2 separate regions of the Homo sapiens genome follow, and region 1 is linked to region 2. The links are chromatin contacts, found by Hi-C or POLR2A ChIA-PET in ENCODE. All regions are on one chromosome and are shown on one strand. Each heading gives the region's core, a stretch centred on a gene start or an enhancer-like site at or near the end of the contact. The rest is flanking DNA. Distances are from core to core; before and after follow the strand shown. Region 1 overlaps ANO4 (anoctamin 4). Region 2 overlaps ANO4 (anoctamin 4).

What was found. A loop is a pair of places that touch in the nucleus more often than their neighbours do. ChIA-PET counts read pairs that join two places held with the same protein, here RNA polymerase II (POLR2A). Pooled maps may share reads with other maps.
Region 1: a loop to region 2 is called in a map of endothelial cell of umbilical vein, with 7 times the contacts of the local background. The contact joins two enhancer-like sites. A Hi-C loop is called at or near these places in 6 of 168 maps with a recorded cell type or tissue (Caco-2, Calu3, ascending aorta and 3 more) and 4 of 50 pooled maps. POLR2A ChIA-PET finds 5 or more read pairs at or near these places in 3 of 52 experiments (BJ, OCI-LY7 and WTC11).

What each region holds. Positions count from the first base shown.
Region 1 is chr12:101,050,493-101,053,609 of GRCh38, forward strand. All of the region lies in intron 14 of ANO4 (anoctamin 4), which reads left to right. Among named protein-coding and RNA genes, the nearest start is that of SLC5A8, 160 kb to the right of the region's middle. Within about 2 kb of position 1,804, at least 7 of the 41 ENCODE cell types and tissues checked have a DNase peak (open chromatin) inside an H3K27ac peak, as active enhancers do.
Region 2 is chr12:101,017,076-101,020,184 of GRCh38, forward strand. ANO4 (anoctamin 4) reads left to right here. Exons shown (of 28, transcript NM_001286615.2): 9 at 2,959-3,065. Among named protein-coding and RNA genes, the nearest start is that of SLC5A8, 190 kb to the right of the region's middle. RefSeq lists an enhancer at 951-2,150. Within about 2 kb of position 1,641, at least 2 of the 41 ENCODE cell types and tissues checked have a DNase peak (open chromatin) inside an H3K27ac peak, as active enhancers do.

The DNA.
Region 1 (3,117 bases), core at 554-3,053, 34 kb after region 2:
CTAGAATCTATTAGTATCATACACCGTGATTCGGATAAGCCATATAATGCTTAAGCTTTGCCATGGTCACAAATGAGGGGACTCTGGAAATATATTCATTTCCTAAACCAGTATTATAAATACTAAATGTATTCTGTAAACCTTAATGTATATAGTATTCTGTAAACGTAAATACTAAATGTATATTGTAAACCTAAATGTATTCATTTCCTAAACTTTTCAGGTCATAGCACACATAAAAATGAAAATATTTACACAGCAGCTGCTGTACATGGAGGAGCCTCCTCATGGCCATGGATAGGGCTGTCCCAAACACCCCAGCCTCAGAAGCCACAAGGGTTGAAAGGGGCATTATTGTTATTCCTGGCATAGGCATTTGGAAGTTCTGCCTTGGGCTGCTAATTTACTGTGCAATGAGTTAATGCTTCTATATAAGAGTGGTATCCTGGTGGTATCCTGGAAGAATTAAAACACAAAACTTCCTTACCCACTTCAATATTTCACCAATTTCAAATATACTTTGAATTAAATAATGGTTTCTTCTCACAGTTTACCTCCTGAGACTACATAGAAGTAAATTTTTGTATGATGACATTTGTTCATAAGGCAGAGGTTATTACTCTCCCCCACTACCTCCATTATAAAATGGATTGCATACCCTCTTTGCAAGTTGTGTTTTATGTTATAGATGACAAATAGGTTTTGTTTTATCCCCTTGCCAACCTCAGCTGATTGGTGCTGGCTGCCTGGAGCATGGAGTTGAGAAGTTTCTGAGGTTGAAAGTGGGTGGATTGGAGATTTAACAGCCCTTGTGGTTTGGAGTATACTTTGTAAGACTCTGATGGATGTTTTATAATAAACTTTGGGCACAGAGGAACATTTTAGGGCCATTCCAGGCAAGACATGCCTGGAATAATTCACCCTCTGAATTGCTTTGTCTTAGATGACAACTTATTGCTTAAATCCCACATTATTCCCAGAAATGTGCTAGTTTGAGAAAAAGAATGAGTTGCCCCAAGTGTTTCTTTGTAGATAGAGATAATGCCTTTTGCAGAAATCTGAAAGAGTCAACAATATTAACAGTTATATTAATAGCATTCATTTCCGAGGGATTACTATGTACTAAATGCAGTCCTAAGCATTGCCCATGTATCATCTCATTTAATCTCTCCAGCAAGCTTTTAAAAAGGTACTGTTCTTATCCTCATATGACAGATAAGGAAACTGCAGCAGTAGCTAGAAAGTGGCAAAGCCAAGAGTTAAACTGGGCAGTGTGAGCTCCTCTGCTCTACTGCTAGAATCAGGTATTGTTTGTTACCATTTCCTTCTGTTTTAGAGACCTGAACCTTAAAATAAAGGACTGCTATGCCTGTCCTGAGCCTCATTTATCCTGCTTTGAGACAGTAATGTTCTATAAAAATGTGTCAGTTCTAATGGAGCTCAGTTTAATGGTCTCAGGATCATCTCTTATGATCGACAAGTTACAGCATTAAAGAAAACAAATGCACTCTATTTTCAGGAAATTGCTAGATATGGAGCTGATGAGAACAGATGTAAGTGGTTTACAAGACTTCTGAAGGGCTGGGCTTGACGTGTTCATTTTGTTACCTTTGCTTTGTGTGTTCACCGGAAAAAAATAATAAGGCTCCATCTGTAACCAGTTTGTAGCAACTGGGAGGGCCTTGGCATTGGGTTAGGAATCCTGACAGAACTCTACTACCTTTGTTCAGGTCACGTCTGTGTGAGTGCAGGGCTCCCTCGGGATCCCTGAGGTATGCTGTGAGCCTGGGTCTCGGCTGGAATTACAGTGTGGCTCATTCCTCAATGCTCATTTTTGTTCAGAAAGGTCCAAGGGTCAGAATGATTATGGACTAAATAACTCCTCTCCCGAGGGAAAAAATGAGTCATCAGGGAACTAGATGTTGGCAGAGACCTGTCGGGGAAACAGATTATTTCCCTCTGTTCTGTTTCTGGTTTGGTTTGTTTTTTTTCTCTCTCTCCCCCTTGTTTTTCATTTTTTACTTCTAGGATTGCCAAAAGTTAAGTTATCCCCAGTAAACACACCAAGCAAGATCCACAAAGCTCTTTAATCAAAATGACAAGATGGTAATTATTTAGTGTGATCCTGTTAGTAATTGGTGAATGAAGTATGTCTCATTTAAAAAAATAAATTTTGCAAGAATCAGCCTTTTGTTTCTAGATATTTATGCTAACTTTATATTTTATAGTCTTATCTACATGTTCCACAAAAAAATGGTAATTGTATGTTGAAAAAGGTACACATTTACTAAAGGCCTACCATGTTTGTATGCACATTCACATAGGATACCTCATCAATTTCTCATCACCCATTAGAAAGAAATTACTAACCTCATTTTATAGATGAGGATACTGAGGCTCAGAGAGGTTATGCAACTTGCCCAGGATTCCAGTAGCTGATAAGGTGTGGAGCCTAAACTTTAAACCAGATCTGGTCTGTTTCACTCCAGAGTCATTCCAAAGTGTGTCCACCATGTTGTGCATCTTCTGTGAAGTGTGTCAATTAAGATCTCATTAACTCATACACAAAAATGAGTTAGATGTGATCTCTGCTTTCAAAAATCTCAGTATATTAAAGAAGCGTTGATAATTATAATACAGGGCAAGTCCAATTTACAATAGGCCAATGAGGGTTTATGTAGTCAACTTCCTGAGGCAAAAGGAAAAGCAGAAAAGGTTCACCCAAGAAGAGATATTGGAAAGAAGTCTTAGCTTTGCCAGGCAGAGTAGTGGGGTTGGAAGGAGACATAGATAACATTCTTAGGTGACAAGAGTATTTGTAAAGCTCTGAAAAGGAAGAATTGGCTGTTCAGAGTGATAGGGAGGTTGAGTGTGTATTAGTTTCCTAGGACTGCTGTAACATAGTACTACAAACTGGGTAGCTTAAAACAATAGTTTATTGCATAACAGTTCTGGAGGCTCAAAGTCCAAAATCAAGGTGTCAGTGGGATTCTGAGGGCTGTGAGGGAAGGATCTGTTCCATGCCAGTCTCCTGGATTCTGGTGATGGCTGATGGTCCTTGGCCTTCCTTGGTTTGTAGATGCATCACTCCTATCTCTGCCTCTGTCTTCACCTGGC
Region 2 (3,109 bases), core at 391-2,890:
TTAGTTGTTCTCACGCTGCTAATAAAGACACACCCAAGACTGGGTAATTTATAAAGGAAAGGAGGTTTAATGGACTCACAGTTCCAAATGGCTGAGGAGGCCTTGCAATCATGGTGGAAGATGAAGGAGGAGCAAAGGCACATCTTACGTGTTGGCAGGCAGGAGAGATCATGTGCAGGGGAACTGCCCTGTATAACACCATCAGATCTCATGAGACTTACTCACTATCACAAGAACAGCACTGGAAAAACTCACCCCCATGATTCGATTACCTCCCACCAGGTCCCTCCCATGACACATGGGGATTATGGGAACTATGATTCAAGAAGAGTGTGGGGACACAGCTAAACCATATCAAGCACCACACTGCATTTCAGAGTGAGGGCATGGAAGTCAAGCCAGGGCCTCTGGGGAAGATATGGCCTGAGCTGAGATTTGGAAACAAATGAATAAAAACCTGGAAACAAGAGCAATCTGGACAGAGGAACTCTCAGCTGACCTCCAGGAGACTCAGCCTCCAGGCCTCAGGAAGTAGCTGGCAGACAGAGGCAAGCGAGCAAACAGAGTCACCACAGGGGTAGCCTTTGGAGCCAGACTGCCTGAGTTCAAATGCTGGTTCAGCCCTTTTTTAGCTCAGTGACGTTGGGTGCATCACTTAACCTCTCTGATTCTTCACCTGTAAAATGTGGCTAATAAGTACTACTTCCCTTATGGGTTGAAATAGGGATTGAATAAGTTCATGTATTGAGACTGTTTAGAATAGTGTCTGGCACATGCCCTGTGTGTGTATTCCTCTACAGAACCTCCAGGCTCCAGGTACAGCCTAGATGTAAGGAAAAGAAAAACAAAAATTTGAAGCTTGTCTGTGGTGCTTATTATAGAGAACATTTACATGTGCTCAGAAAATGTAATGTGATGCTATAAAAAGGGAAGGAAGCAGAAAACCATTTAATGGAGGAGGGACATGGGCTTTTGGCCTTCAATTTTCTTGTCAAGCATAGTTGTGCTTCTCAGCTTTCAGTTATCATCTAGAATTGTGAGGCAAAATGTGCTTTTTATTTATTGTCTATTTCTTTATGACATCTTTACTTGGTGTTAAAATATAATGGCCTGTCTCAAATCAGGTGAAAAAGCAGAGGAAGATAAAATACAAAGAAACACATTCAGTGAGACTCTCGGTTTTCTCCTCTTCCTCTTTGATGCTGTAAAATGTTTTCAGAGATAAATGTCAGATAAATGCTGCAGCATCCTCATTTACCCACACAGCGTTTATCGCTCATCCACCAACTCAAATTACCTTTCTCCAAGAGCGGTATTCAGTAAGAGAATCCAAGAGAAGTAAAAGTGAGAGAAAAATACTTCGGTAAATCAGTTCTCATGATTTACTTTTTGTCTCCATATTCCCTGGCCTTTCTTTCCTTTATCTGTTATCCCAAAGTCACATTTCCAGCCCTGTTTCCAAACCAAACCCCATGCTTGGACTACTCTTTCTCGAGGCCAATTTTTTCTCTTCCTCTCATTATTTGAACAACTCCTGAGAATTCATTTCCTTGAAGAAAAACATTTAGCAAATTCCACATCATAAATTACCATGACCCTCACATACCTGTGTACCAGCCACTCACCGGATCCCTGGGCTACAGAAGTGATGATTCAGCCCTTTGTCCTGAATGAGCTCATGGTCTTACATGGAAGGAAAGGCATGCAGAAGGAGGTTGACCTTGCCTTTCTCTGGCATACACTCACATTCATTTCCTTGATGCTCTTGCTTCCCCACTATACTGTAAGCTTCTCAAGGACAAGGATTTTATCTGTTTTGTTTACCACTGTATAATTTGTACCTTAAAAGAGTATCCTCAGTAAACATTTGACGAACAAATGAAAAAAAAATGACAATATGGAATGATCAGTAAATTGATGTGCTTGCAAAATAAGAAATAGCACAAAGGAAGGAGTAACTGAATGCTTTGGGGGACAGAAGTGTAGTTGGAGGGGTGGGGAGACTTGCTGGAGGAGGTGACTTCTGAGCTGAGTGTTGGGGAAAATGCCTACATTTATATGCCTTTGCATGATGTCCAGCTTATAGGAGGTGCCCAAGGAAAGTTTGCAGGGTTGATAAACTTTATAATTTATGAAGGAGTTACATATACAGTATCTCTAATATTCTACCATTTTTTGCATTCGTAAAAAGGGGAAACATGGCCATTTCATGCTGGATTATGTAAACCTGGAAGCTCTATCTGCTACCTAGAAAACCTCTTAGTAGGGTACAAGCACCTACTGGAAAGCCGTGTGTGTGTGTGTGCGCACACACACATACACACACATACCTGCACATGCACCCTTGACAAAGTAGAGACTGGCTAGGGCACTTGCTGGGAGGCAAATCAATCTTAAGTGTGTGCTTTAGAAGAAAGATCCTATTCACGAAAGAACATGGAAAAGGTAAGGACAGAGGTGATTTCCAGAGACTGGCCTCTCACCTCACCTGTGAGCCAGACCACAGCTCATTACCTAACTCCTATATCCACCACCCAAGCCAGTTTTATATCTTAAAATTTCTGAAAATCCATTGATTATGCCATGGGAGAGCCTGAGGTAGGAGAGAAGAGGAGAGAAAAACAAAATGAATTTTTAGTTGAATTAATATAATGAGCTTACTGAGAAAAAACAAGATACAAGACCTAGACTTGCTATTAGTTTATTTTTAGGTTTCTTAACTTTGTTTAGCTCCAGCTCCTTCCTAGCATGAACGATGTTGATGCTGAAAACCAAAACTACTCATACCTATGAGCCTACTATCCTGGTGTGATCTCTGGCTCCCTCAGGCTGTTCCAGACACACCCTGTCTATGACTGACTGAAGACATCTGCATCTGAGCAACACCAAATTATAACAAAAATTAGATCCTTCACCTCCGATTAATTCTCAACTTGTATTTTTAATATATGTATGCAGCTTCATCATACACAACAAAGAAACGTTCTTCAACAATGCCACAAGAAGTAGAATCGTGCATCACATTTTACAAAGAATAAAATATGAAGAAGGAAAAAACAAGATTGGTAAGTAGTATGTTAGTATAACAAACTACATTTGGCATTTGGGA